2 separate regions of the Mus musculus genome follow, and region 1 is linked to region 2. Evidence: chromatin contacts called from ENCODE Hi-C or POLR2A ChIA-PET data. All regions are on one chromosome and are shown on one strand. Each heading gives the region's core, a stretch centred on a gene start or an enhancer-like site at or near the end of the contact. The rest is flanking DNA. Distances are from core to core; before and after follow the strand shown.

Region 1 (7,160 bases), core at 2,387-4,886, 390 kb after region 2:
ATTTTACAAAACAGAGAAAAATAAGATTTATTAGTATATGCTGAAGACACTATATGAAATGCTCATTTCATTAAACAGTAATACTAGGATATAGGAAAAAATGAACACAGTAACTAATGAATTAACCAAAACTTAAAATTTATAAAAATGTAAAGAAATCAGCTGGGCATAGTGATGCATGCCTTTAACCCAGCGGTTGAGGGGCAGAGGCAGGTGAAGCTCTGTGAGTTCTTTGTCAGCCTGGTCTACAGGTGGAATTCCAGGGCTCTGTTACACAGAGGAAACCCTGTATCAAACACTGCCCACCCCCCACTCCAAAAGTTAAATCACAGAACATTATGTTAAAGATCTCCATATTCGAAAAATTAAAATGTAGCCACGAAATACAAGTTAAGACAACAACACTCAAAATATTAATTTGCAATGTAAGTTTTTGAAGGAAAACATGAAACTCTATACTCATTTCTCTTGCACAAATTTCTTTAATAAAGCCAATATATTTTATCTAATTACAATATTTTAGAAAAAATTCTTCTATAGTTATTTCCAAAAGATAAAGATGAATAAACATATATCTAAGGAGTCTTTGTTTTCTTTTTAAACATTATACCTTAGCTGAAGGAAGGCACACATGCATGTAGTTAGAGCCACCTGAGAGGCTAAGGCAGGAGGCCCACTTCACACGAGTTTAAGGCTGATAATGGGCACCATCATGTGAACCCATCTCAAAATGTAAAACAAAAATTACTATTATTTCAAAATAGGTATAAATCAAAAATAAAATCTCGAATGTTCGATGGAAGAGTTTAAATTTACCTTTTTATGAATACTTGTAGCTAAGAAATGCAGGAAAATCACTCAGTCCTTCTGGACTTCTATTCTTTCATATAACAAGAACTAAAATCTATCTTGCAAGTTGGAGAATGCAGAGAACACCCTGTGGTGTGCCTTCCATTTTCATATCTAAGTGGTAAGACTAACTGAGCACCAATGTTCTGAAGAAACTGGCATGACCTAGAAAATGGAGCACTTGCTAGGCGTGGTGGCGCACATCTTTAATCCCAGCACTCAGGAGGCAGAGGCAGGAGGATCTCTGAGCTGGAGGGCAGCCTGGTCTACAGAGCAACTTCCAGGACAGTCAGAGCTACACAGAGAAACCCTGTCTCAAAAATCAAGGTGGGGGTGGGTGGGTGCGGAGGTAAGGGTGGTGGGAGAAAGGACATTCAGATATGTATGGCCACCAAGTCCTCTCCTGGATATGTGCTGTCTCATTTGGTAGCTTTTAACATTTAAAATGTGGCTAAAGAGCTAAGGAACTGGGAATTTTAATTAATTTAAATTTCAAAATAAATTCTTTTTAAAAAGATTTTATTTGTGGTATGTGTGTGTGTGATGTGCATGGGAGTGTCCTTGGATGCCAGAAGAGGGGTATTAGATTCCTGGAAGCTGAAGTAATAAATAGTTGGTGATTGTGAGCCATTTGGTGTGGGTGCTAGGAGCCCAATTAAGGTCCTCTGGAAGAGTAGCAAGTATCAAAGCAAACTCTTAAATCAATTATAAGAAAATACTGAAGTGTATTTGGACTTATCTGGGTGTATGAATACTTTTTTCAAGTGTAGTTTTTCAACCTAAAAATACAAATACAGACCAAGTATTTATATTTATGAAAACAATATATGTGTGTGTATATATATATATATATATATATATATATATATATACACATATATATATACACATATACATATATACTGCATATATAAAGTACATACATTTTTGACAGCATGAAATGTAGAATAATTCATTAATAGTATATATAAATATACATATTTATTCAAGAGAAGGTTTCTCTGTGTAGCCCTGTCCGGGAACTTGCTCTGTATACTAGACTAGTGTTGAACTCTGAGACTCACCTGCCTCTACCTCCCAAGTGCTAGGATTAAAGGCAACCACACCAGGCTTCAGGCTTAAATATGTTTAACATACTGGGTTAGATGAATTTGTTTTTTACTTTTACTGTCTACTAGAAATTTTAATTTTACATATATGGCTTCCATTGCATTTCTACTGGATGTTATCTCTTAAGAGAAATTCCTGAATGTGCATGACATTGAATATGTTTATTAGATTTTTTTTTCCAAATAAAGCACACATTACTGTATCACTGGGGTATGAGCCACCCCTATCTTACAAGAATATTGTTTATTTACTTGAGACAGTCTCACAAAGCTCAGTCTCACCTCAAACTTGGTATGTAGCCAGGGAAACTTTGAACTCTTACTCCTTCTGTCTCTGTCTCCCAACTGCCAGGAGTACAAGCCTGTGCATCATGCTGGGCTCCTATTTTTAAGAGTATTTCTTTAAAGTCATGTGTGGTGTGTGTGTGTGTGTGGATGTTCATGCAGAGGTCAGAGGGCAACCTAATCCAACTGGTTCTCTCCTCTTCCACAGAATGAGCGAGTTCTACTGCACTGAGGGCTCAACAACAGGAAATTATTTCACCTTTAGAACTGTCCGTTTAAGAACAGAAAAAAAAAAGGATTCAACCATGAATGAACACATAATTATGGAAAATTTAAATGCTATCTGCCTATGTCAGAAGTGAACTCAAAAGTTTGGTGATGATCAACCTTCACTAACGATGGCTTGTTCTATCTAGCACTGGGGAAATGTTGACTTGCTTTCCCTAAGGAAGAAGAATGTTACATCCATTACATATAATTTTACAGTTTATCAGGGATTTTCAAGGGTGTATCTCAAATTTCCCTCATTTAAAAACTGAGATGACCATTAAAATATGGGAAAATACAAATGAACTGCTATTACTTTAGTATCCAATCCTTAATCCTAGGATTATGCAGTAGTCTTGATTTTGTGACTTGCTCTTTTTCACTTAAGCACTGTGTCGTAAACACTTATATTTGGGAAACCGTACTTAAAATACAAGCTTGTGAAGCAACCGTTGCAATTATTTCTTCTAGTTTTAAGTATTTTCGGGTCTGAGCTGTTCTTTACCCTATTCAAATACAACCCAAAAAGCCAGGAGGCGAGGAGTACATTGCATCTGGTAGCGGCGGTTTAAAACATCTCTGGGATTTAACAACCATCGTAATTCTCAAGACATCCTTCATCCGCCTCAACACAGCCCAGCAAGAACCTTGCAGCGGCGCTCCCTAGCTAGATCCCGGATCTTCTCCCGGTCTTATCGGATCCCTTCAGCCCTCTCCACTTCTGCATTCCCTGGATAAAGTTTAGATTATGCGTAATCCAGAAGTCTCCCACCAGCTCCCTAAATTACCTGACAGCAATCTGACCTCCCGGGACACTCAATATTCAACCTTACAGCCGGAGACAACCGGAAACGGACGTTGTTTCCTCTAGTTTCTTACGACAGGAAAATGGGGGAGATGGTAAACGTTCCGGTACTGGCGCAAGGCTCCCAGACAACGTAGAGATGACATGAAGGAGCCTGGAAGTAGAGATTATTTCCCACACTTTGCAGCTGGAGTCTGCTTGAGGTAGAAGATATTGAGGAGAAGGACGATAAAGCCGTGTTTGTCTTGCTCCAGGACGGAATCTTTAGGCGGAGCACCGAGAGGCGGGCCAAAGTCATAGCGCAGCCAATGAGAGCGGTTGTTATTAAGCGCGTGGGCCCACTCAATGAGAAGGCTGGTTGTTATGCTGCAGTTGGCAGGCTGCTGCGGGAGGCGGTGGCGGTGGCGGTGGCGGTAGGAAGCCTGAGGCTGCGGGGTGACAGGTAGGCGGCGGTGCTGTCTTGGGGGGGTTGCGGGGGGGGGGGCGCACGGTGCCGGGTGAAGAGGAATTTCTCCTCCGGCTTCGGACGCCGTAGTCGGGAGCTGACGAAGGTGAAGTGGGAAGGCAGCAGGACTGTTGGATCCGAAGCCCTGCAGACCTGGGAGCAAGCTCGGGAGGGTCGTGAGGAGAAGGCGTCTGCCGAGGCGGCTTGGGGATGAGTGTTGTGGGGCAACTTGGGGCCCTAGCAAGGGCGTTAGGGTGTCGGTGGCGCGGGCTGAGGCGGGAAGGAGGCGGGAGCAAGACACAGGTAGTGAGGGCTGAAGGGATGTCTTGCAAGAAGCCTCAGGTAAGAGAAGGACGTGGTATTGCAGACACCTGCGTGAAATCCTAGGTGTTCTTAGGGCCGTTTGCTGGGATGGGGAGAGGTGCGGAGAAGAAAGATATTTATTGGTGGTCAGCTCTAGAAATTGGTGGTTGTACATTATGTAACCCATGGCAGTTATTTTTCCAAGTAACTCGACTGACCCTGGTAGAAGAAGAGCTCTGCAACCCATTGATGTATCTGAGCACTTTGTTCTTGTTGGCTCCAGCGTTCTCTCTACCGAGGCAGGGTCTGTAGGAGGAGGACAGCGTGAAGGCAAGAGTAGTCACGAAGCGCTTATCCCAAATATGGACTTTGGTTGCGAGACAACACGATGTTAGCTTTAGAGGAATGTTGTCAGATTCGTGTTTTGTAGTACAGGAATTTGCTTTGCGGCTTTAACCTTCAGAAAAGTGGAGAGCCTTTTAAATCTATAGACGAAGATAAATGTAGATTAGAAAATGAACAGTAAATTGGTAGACAACTCGCCCCCAGTGTTAAGGACTGTGAAAATAAGTTGGGAATCTTAGCAGAGGAGTGTCAACTTTTAAGTGATTTCCCTTGTTAAGTCTAGGAAGCTAGTTGTGAGTTATGCCTTAGGCTTAAAAAAATAAGTTCGTTGAATGTCATGGACATAGATAAAATTTATGTACAAATTTAAAACTATTTTGTTTTGAAAAGTCTTTTAAATCCACGGTTTGAATGGTGAAATACAGTCCTAAACAAATCCCTGTCGGCGAATATTGTGGAAGGGCACTTTTATAACTCATTGGAAAAATATCTTTAAAAAGTAGCACTATAAATTATTAAAATGTAAGAGGCCTGAGATGCTGCCGTCAAGTTAGACGATGAGGACAAATGTATCCAGGAAGTATATTGTCTTTCTGGGCTTGTTATTTAACTACATGTTAGAAAAACTTTCTAAGATGTAATCTTTTTCTACTATTGATCATTTATACATAAATATTTATACATATACATAACATAAACATACATATACATAAACATTTATGCATATACATATAAAGCTAGAATTTTTCTCTCAAAATATTGTTTGAGTAGAAATGGGTCATTAGTATTTGTTTTGAAATGTCCAGCACACTGAGGTATTTGTCAGTGCTTTAAATAAAAAAATTTAAATGATACTGGTGTTTTATTGCTTGTCTTTTATCTTTTTACAAGAATAATGGTATTTTGGTCACAAAGAAAGCTTACATTTTGCTTTAGGTGAAATTCTATAGTGCTTTACATACAAAAAATACGGTGTTTACATATTGAAAACAAATATTTGCCTTTAGGTAGTTTGATTTAAGAGAGAGCATGTGTGTTTCTGTGTCTCTCTTATGTAACCAGCCCACTCTGTTTGAGAGAACTAATGGTTGATTTTCAGTGGCCAGTAGGTGTCATTGTAGAATGCCATAAATTGAACACTTGAGTAGGGAATTACCAAAGAGTTTAAAAAACAGTCCCAAATTGGCTTCTAATAGGATCTGGATGATTATTTATAAATCATAGAGATTCTGTCTTTTGAAAGATTTCAGTGTCAAAACTATTTGTAAGTGATTTGACACACTAATTGTAAGGAAATATTTTTGCTTGTTTCAAAATGGTTCTTGAATGTTTTGCTTCTTAATATAATCTTTAATCAATCTCTCTCTCTCTCCCCCTCCCCTCCCCTCCCCTCCCCCCCCTCCTCCCCCCTCCTCTTTCTCTCCAGACAGTCACTATGTAGAGTGGGCTGTCCTTGAATTCATAGATATCCACGCACCTTGCCTCCTGAGTACTGGTGCACCACCACAGCCAGTCCTTAAAGTCTTTCTTAATAGCTAGTATTGATTTGTTTCACTGCTGGTAGTTCACAATTTTTACTTCTTATTGTAATATATTAAGGTCTAGAATGATTTTCAGTCTGACTGAGCTTTATTATAGAAAAAAAAGTACTACATAGTTAAAGTTAACTGCTTTCCATGAAACATTTTTTTTAAATGATATGGGCAGAAACCTCAACCAAGTTGTACTGTCAACAAAAATAATATTTTGTTGTTCTTTTAATGCCAGAACAGATTGTGTGTGTGTGTGTGTGTGTGCGTGCTTCATTGCTTGTTGCTTTTCCCCGCCTCCGGAATATTTTCCCCTATATATTTCTGTAGACTATATACTTTTCTCACTATAGGAACTGAATATTTCTTAGTGTCTAAAATGTAGTATAGTGGATTCCAGTGAGGGCTGGCACAGAAATCTATGAAGGTGGTTTACACCTACTGTAATGGAGCTCATTGCTGCCACAGTCTTCTGATGAGCTTGTCCTTTTTCTAGGTCTGTTCCTTATGCTTGCCATAATATAATTGTTTTTAAAAGGAGGGGGCTTTGAGGGGTTAGGGAGATGGCTTAGCAGGTATAGCACCTGCTATGCAAGAATTTGGATCCCCAGGACCAACATATATGCCAGATGGGCATTGATGGCCATTCCATAATCCCAGCACTTAGCGAGGCAGAGTTGGGGACCCACCGGTGCAAGCTGACGAGTTGGCCTAGTCACATTGGCAAGCTTTGGATTCAGCTGAACATACCTCAGTGTATATAAAAGTGCAGAGTGCATGAGGAAGACACCGAATCAACCTCTGGCCTTTATATAATATACACCTGCACATATGTTCACCCCTACACAGCAGCCACACCACGTGCACACAACCACACATGCACACTACTGATGAAAGAGTTGGATCTAATTTTGAGATTCCTCTATGCAGAAAGAGATTTTAAAATAGTCCAGGAAGCTTTTTAGTTCGTAAAAAAGGACACACAGAGATATTTTTTTATCTGAACTTCGCTTTAATCTTAAAGGTGGAATGTGAAGGAGGTAGGTGCGTTTGGAGGGAGGACCCTGAATGACTTGCTTTACATCTGAACTTCACTTTAGAACCTTTGATCTAACTCAGCTCCTGTCACTTGAGGGTGTGAGCCAGTAACAGCAGCTTTAGCTGAGTGAACCAGCTGCCAAATCTACCAGGATTTTATAGCTCAATAAACTGTTTGTATTTAA
Region 2 (6,550 bases), core at 1,550-4,049:
TAACTTCTTCAGGTTCATAGAGCTACGAACTGACCACCCAAATCTTCTGGGTCTTTTTCAATAGAGAGGGGGAGTATTTGCTAGAGTTGGTTGGTCCTTTCTAAACATCACCTCTTGAAACTGGTTCCAGTACTTCATCTTAGTCAAAGCCCATATTTGATCAAGGCATCCACAAATAGCTAAACAAAACGAGGAAAGGAAGTTTATAGACCATAGATATTACAAAGTATTATCCAATTTTATTGCTTAGGGAAGAAGTGGATTTTCTCAGGAGAACCTCTGTAAGCCAAAGGTAGAGGAAGGAAAAGAAGGACTGGAAAACTTACTCTTGTCACCTGCCAAGAATTAATGCGAACTTAAGGCATGGGGGTAGGAGGCTGGGTATGAGACGAGGAGATCGATGCCTGGGTTGCCTATCCTTCAGGATGACTGAGAGCAGACGAATGTATGACATTTTGTATACACTCTAGGATATAAAAGACAGGCATGGCAGGGCAGTGCTGGCATGCACCTTTAAGCCCAGAACTCAAGGCTACCCTGGTCTACAGAGCTAATTCCAGGACAGCCAGGGAAACACAAGGGAACTTTCTCAACAAACAAACAAACAAAGCAACAAAGACAAGTGCAACACTTTAAGACAAAATATTGAGGATCATAGGAAAAGCAAGCTGGGGACTTGTGAATAACAATGAAAATATTCACAGCTTGTGACCCAGTAAAAGCTCACTTTTATCAATCTATTCTAAGGTAACACCCAAATAAGGAAGGAAACCGCACAGAGAAAGTCTGTATTAACACACTTAATGAATAGCCACTGTGGGATGGGAGCTGGTGAGCCCGAAAGACACCCCCCCCCAACACACACACACACACACACACACACACACACACACACACACAAGTAATTAACACCAGGCCCTGACCTGCTGCTGACTTTACCTGAGGCGGTCTGGTGATTAATTTGTGGTTACCATGATTCTGTATCTGCTTTACAGCACGTTGTTATTGGGTTTGTTGTTTTAAACAACAAAACAATTTGAAAAAAGTCAGGTCACAGTCTTCTAGAACTGTTACTACCAGTGGGGTGGTTTAATCTCAGAAGTTTTACCTTCAGCATACCACACTATTAACAGATAATTTTTCAAGACATTTTGAGGTCAGGGCAGCAGCTGCACATGGCAAAGGAGTTGAATGAAAGATCTGCTGTTAGTTTTTGCTACTATGCTAAGATTATAAATCCTTAAAAGTAAATTATAAAGTAAAAAAATAAAGAAGCTTGCTGAGGCTTGGTGGAACATGCCTTTAATTCCAGCATTCAGGAGGCAGAGGCAGACGCAGGCTGATCTTTGTGAGTTCTAAGCCATCTAGGGATACCAACATAGTGAGACCCCATCTTTAAAATATGTGTGTATGTATTTACTCATAAATGTGTGCATATATATGTATATATATATGTGTGTGTGTGTATGTATATATATATGTGTATATATATATATGTATATGTATATATATATATATATATATATATTTAAGAAACCTGTATTCCTAAACATAATGATGAGTACTTCAGTGTAGTCCCTTGCAATTGTACCTAAAAAGCTAACCACAATAAAGCTTTATAAATAATCTAATTTGTTGCATAATATAGAAGTCATACCCAGGCCTTTCATTTGAAAGGTTAACACTTTAAATGGACACCAGAGGGGCTATGTATTTACAAGACTTGGGTTTTGCGTTAATCGAGGTATTCAATGGTCTACTGTTACAGGAAATGCCGACAAAAACAAAAAACCTACCAATACTCTTTGTTAGGCTTCAAAATTACAGTAATTCTCAAGGTGATCTTGAAATCTCATAAAACCTTAACAAAGATCATAGCGAAGCACACAGCTTAATCCAATTTTCCAAACTTAGTATCATGACTCATGGTTTCAACAAATATTTACGGAGTGCCAAGCACTGTGCTATGCAGGTGCTGTCACAAATCATGATCAAGTTTGGAGGAAAGGTATTTGACATAACAAACCCACGAGGGGAAAACAAGACATCAAATGTAAACACTGAAGACAAAACGAAGCCTGGACATTTAATTTGGAAAAAGGTCCCTTCGACGTCTCTGAGCAGACAGGTCTGGGGCCAGAGTGTCTTCAGCTTGGGAAGTCGCCAGGCCTGTGTGCGCTACCAAAGGTAAGAGCTGGGGGAGCGGGGCGGCGGTAGCTGGGTTCCTGCACCTGGCACCGCTGCTGGGCACCCGGGAGCCCCGGCCCCCCCGTGCGCTGGCACAGAGACAGAGAGCGGGAGCCGGCGTCCCGCAGACTCCAGCGGCTGCTCGGCCGGCCGTGTCAACTCCGGTAAGGAGCGGAGGCGAGGACTGGCCTTGTAGCCTTCCGCTGTGCACCTACCGACCTGCGTTCCCTGTCGCTCCCCGGGTCCCCACACCATCCCGTGCTGGCCTGCCTCCCCTCATTACCTAGGCGGTGACCAAGGCCAGCGACTCTCCAGACAGCGGGCGCTGAGGGGAGGCGACACGCGCGAGCCCCGGGACCTGCCTCGCGAAGGGGCGAGGCGAAAACACTAGGCCGGCTTCCAGGGTGAGCCTCAAGGCACAGAAGTGCAGCACGGCCTGGAGAAGGCCGGTCGGCCTGGACTTCTGCCCTAGCCCGGGGCAACCGGCCGGGACGGGATTCGCCCCACCCCAGCGGGGTCGGGGCCCGCCGCTCCGCCCCACCGCGCCTCCAGCTTCTAGCTCTGGAGTGAGGAGGCGGGGCCCTCGAGCTGTAGGCGGGACGGAAAGCAAACTACAGTTCCCAGAAGGCTTTGCGCTAGGGCCGCAAAGCCTGTTGGGAGAGTGGGTCTCCTTTTTAGCTTCCCTAGCTGGGTGGGGGCTGCCATTGAACCGGCGTCACTGCAGCTCCAAGGTCGCCCGGTGATGATGTGAGAGCGCCTGCCAGTTCCTGCCACGCCCGGGGGGGTTAGCTCGGTGGCGGCGGCGGCTGCTTCAGATGCTGCTCTCAGGCTGCCGCGCATTAGGGGCTTCTTCCTGAGCGAGTGTGGGCGGAAGAGCGAGGACGCCGGGCCATTCCCGTGAGTAAGCTCCCGCGTGCGATTCGAACTTGCCCTTGTCAACTTCTCTCAAAGGCAGAGAAGCCTTCCTGTCCCGCGTCCCTCTGGTCCCCAGAGGTCACTCACGGAAGGATTCCGCCCCGAGATGGGAAAGGGATGTTTCCCAAGTGTGGGTGCAAACTGATGGGAACTGGGCGGTAGCCTCCGGGATTCACCCTATCTGCACCTCTGAAGATTGGCAGCTTCCCATCCTTTGCCAGACAGAGTCCATCTGGAGCTCTGTCGTTTTAGGATGAGTGGCTTTAGTGTCTGGACGTTAAACCTTAAGCTCTCGGTGGCCATCTGTGATGCAAATGGGAGGAAAGGACACTAGAAAGAGCTCTTTCTTTATTGGGCTTTTATTTGTAATTGATTTGGAACCAAACGCCACATGTCTTTTTAAAAGAAATAAGGAAGACAGACAGACAGAAAGACTTTTGGTTGAAGCAAAAAGAATGAATATTGGCAGTTGTGTTTTCCAGTGCCAGCACTTCTGAGTCCCAGACACTTTTTTTTTTTTTTAAATCACAATTATGGCAGTGAAGTCAATTACCTGCTTATGCATCTTTTTCTGCATCAGGAAAGATGGTAATATTTCGCTGGAAATTCACTTAGCTTATGTAAGGACCACTGAACAAAATGAGCTAGACTCAGAGTTCTTGCTCTACCTTAGTAAAAATGTTTGTGACCTTTCAAATCTTTGCTGTCCTGTTAAAAGTCTGAGCTACAGTGAGCTCCAAATAGCATATTAATGGTGGTGACACTTGAAAACGAATTGTGAAGGACATTTGGTGGTGGGAAAGGGCAAAATTAAAGGCACTTTATCATCTCGGCCACTCTCCAGCTTTCTATTTTTAAAATTAGGTAGTATCTGGCAAGCCTCAGATGTTTAACCAGCACATACATACCTATGTGAAAGACAGTGCTCTTACCCATACCCATTTTTACTGATGTGATGATGTACACGGTTCACCTAACCACGCACATTGCTCACTAGTTGCACTGGAGACTTTCTGTATCAAGTCGAGATTTACACCCATACCTGCTTTGCCTCAAAGTTATGAACCAGGTTAAAAGAATGGTTAAGAAGAATTTTCATAGTTTGCTAGTACTCGCTCCATCATTCCTTGACTATGAATGCATCCGTAACTCCCACTTTAGCCCTCTGAACAAATTGTACACTCTTGTCTGCTAGTCTCATCCCTCATAGAACTGCTCATTAACACACTAAGAGCTCATTCCAAATCCACCTGGATGCCTTTATGTCTTAAAAAAAAAAATGATAGGATTGGACTTATATCACAAAGGTGCTTTCCAGTTCTCGGGTTTTATGGTTCTATGGTTATTATTCTTCACTGCAGATGCTTAACATCCATAGTCACAAAGCATTGTTATTCTTCCCTATGAATGTTTAACATTCATAGTCATAAAGACTATGGAAATTGGCCTTTTAATGTTTTTACTTCACTGCCCAGACTATATTAGAGCCAACATGAGGGATGGGGGATGGTAGCACTGTAGTTCTTGCTCATTTTCTTCTTGTCTACAGCTCATTTATATCATCTGTATGATTCCTTTTTTTGTTTTGGATTTGTTGGTTTTTTTTTTGTTTGTTTGTTTTACTTTTTTGAGACAATTTCACTATGTAGCTCAGGCTGACCTGGAGCTCACAGAAATCTGCCTGCCTCTGTTTCTTGCGTGCTGAGATTAAAGTTGTGTGCTTCCATGACTGTATCGTTTTTAAAATTACGTTTGTTTGTTTGTTTGTTGCTGTGTGTGTGTGCCTGGGAGCACGCCTGCATGAATGCATGTGGAAATCAGAAGACCACTTGTAGGATTGGGTTTTCTCTTCCTACTATGTGTGTCCTGAGGACGCAGGGTGTCAGTCTTGGTGGCATGCACCTTTGTCTCTCAGCCACATTGCTGGCCCTGGACCAGCTTTTGAACCTCATTAAGTTATCCTACTTACTTGGAAAGAAACCTGAGTCATTGACGTGACAGTCACATGGAGCATCTAGTCACGTCTGTTCAGACCTGTTCTTATAATATCAATAATAGGAAGCATAGGAATAATACAGTGTGTTGCACACCCAGCTGAACATTTTACCTAGTTATCATGGCCATTATAGCGCCTGAGGTAGTTGTTGTTGGTTTGTTTGTTTGCTTTTAACAGATTGGCAACTAAAGCAGCATATTAAATGTACTCAAAATGATGTAATTACTGAGTGATAGCAGTGGCTGTCAAACCAGCCAGGATCCAACCTTTACTTCAACATCTAAGCACTTAACTTGGCAACAAAACCTGAGTAGTTTTACTCTAATTCAGTTGTGCACTATTGCAACTCTTTATATAGATGGAAACTCAACATTAAGTGACTTCCCTACCTCTTTGGGGAACAATAGAGCTGGGATTTGGATCTGTACTTTAAGGTCCATGTTCTTCCCTCTGCTTCTCATCAAATGTCTGTTAAGTATTTTCTGTAGGTTGCTGTCCTAGATGATAAGGATAATCTTCACTGTTAAGAAGTGTGTCCTAGAGAAGAGAAGCCAGAGTTCCGTTAGTGTATTGAGCACTATGACAGCGCTGTTCAGAGGCTTGGAACAGATTGGGGGCAGAAGGAAAGGCTTGGGCAAGGCAGAGGTATAAGCGCTGTAAAGGGCTGAATCATGTTTTCCAAATTCTTAGGTGGTAGCCCAACCTAACCCTCGTTGCCTGAAAACATATCTGTATTTGTGTCGGGCTTCTGAACACACACTACACCTGCATAGGGAGAGTCAAGTAAAAGTTATCACCAAGGCCAAGAAGACAGGCCTCAGGAGAAAACAGACCTTTCAGTACCTTCATTTTGGACTTCCAACTCCCTCAACTAGGAGAGAATGTTATTTAACCTGCCCAGGCTCTGGTACTTTGTCCTTGTAGCCCCAGTAAATAATAAACAGGTGTCACAGGCGAAGGGCATGGTGTACAAAAAGCCTTTGAGATGTGACTCGGTGATTCAGGTTTCACCGTGAGCTTTGAGGGCTGGAGCCGGAGCTGGAAAGATAAGGACGGCTTTGTGTGAGATCCAAGGAGCTTTAAACTGAAGGGATAAAATGGAGGATTTGGTAGCAGTGGGGAAACATTACATGTGCATTTTAGAAAGGCTGTGGCAGTGGGAGAAATACTGAAGAGGCAACACCAGTTCAGGGGCTGCTCATTATGAGGAACTTAAATTCTCAAAATACAAGGCCCAGCTCCATGTGGGGGTAAAGGCACCTGTTGCCTTCATAGTCCCTGGATGTTTGTCCTCTGGCATCACCTGTGTGCCTTGGCATGGACATGCACATACACACAGCAAATAAACAAATATAGCAGAAATTTGTTTTAAAAGTCATAGCCCACCTTAGGCCAGCTGACTTAGAATTTCCATGTATCTATTTTGACTTAAACTTTGGCTTTATGGTTAAT

The links. Hi-C counts contacts between places; a loop is a spot of excess contacts on that map. ChIA-PET counts read pairs that join two places held with the same protein, here RNA polymerase II (POLR2A).
Region 1: a map of heart shows a loop between it and region 2 (2.4-fold over the local background). The contact joins the promoter of Fam126b here to the promoter of Stradb in region 2. A Hi-C loop is called at or near these places in 1 of 37 maps with a recorded cell type or tissue (heart). POLR2A ChIA-PET finds 5 or more read pairs at or near these places in 1 of 5 experiments (embryonic stem cell).

What each region holds. Positions count from the first base shown.
Region 1 is chr1:58,582,809-58,589,968 of GRCm38, reverse strand. Fam126b (family with sequence similarity 126, member B) reads left to right here and starts at 3,636. Exons shown (of 13, transcript NM_001310598.1): 1 at 3,636-3,757. Ndufb3 (NADH:ubiquinone oxidoreductase subunit B3) reads right to left here and starts at 3,572. Exons shown (of 3, transcript NM_025597.3): 1 at 3,299-3,572.
Region 2 is chr1:58,969,771-58,976,320 of GRCm38, reverse strand. It overlaps Stradb (STE20-related kinase adaptor beta), which reads right to left and starts at 2,799. Exons shown (of 12, transcript NM_172656.6): 1 at 2,471-2,799. It overlaps Trak2 (trafficking protein, kinesin binding 2), which reads left to right and starts at 2,839. Exons shown (of 16, transcript NM_172406.3): 1 at 2,839-3,084.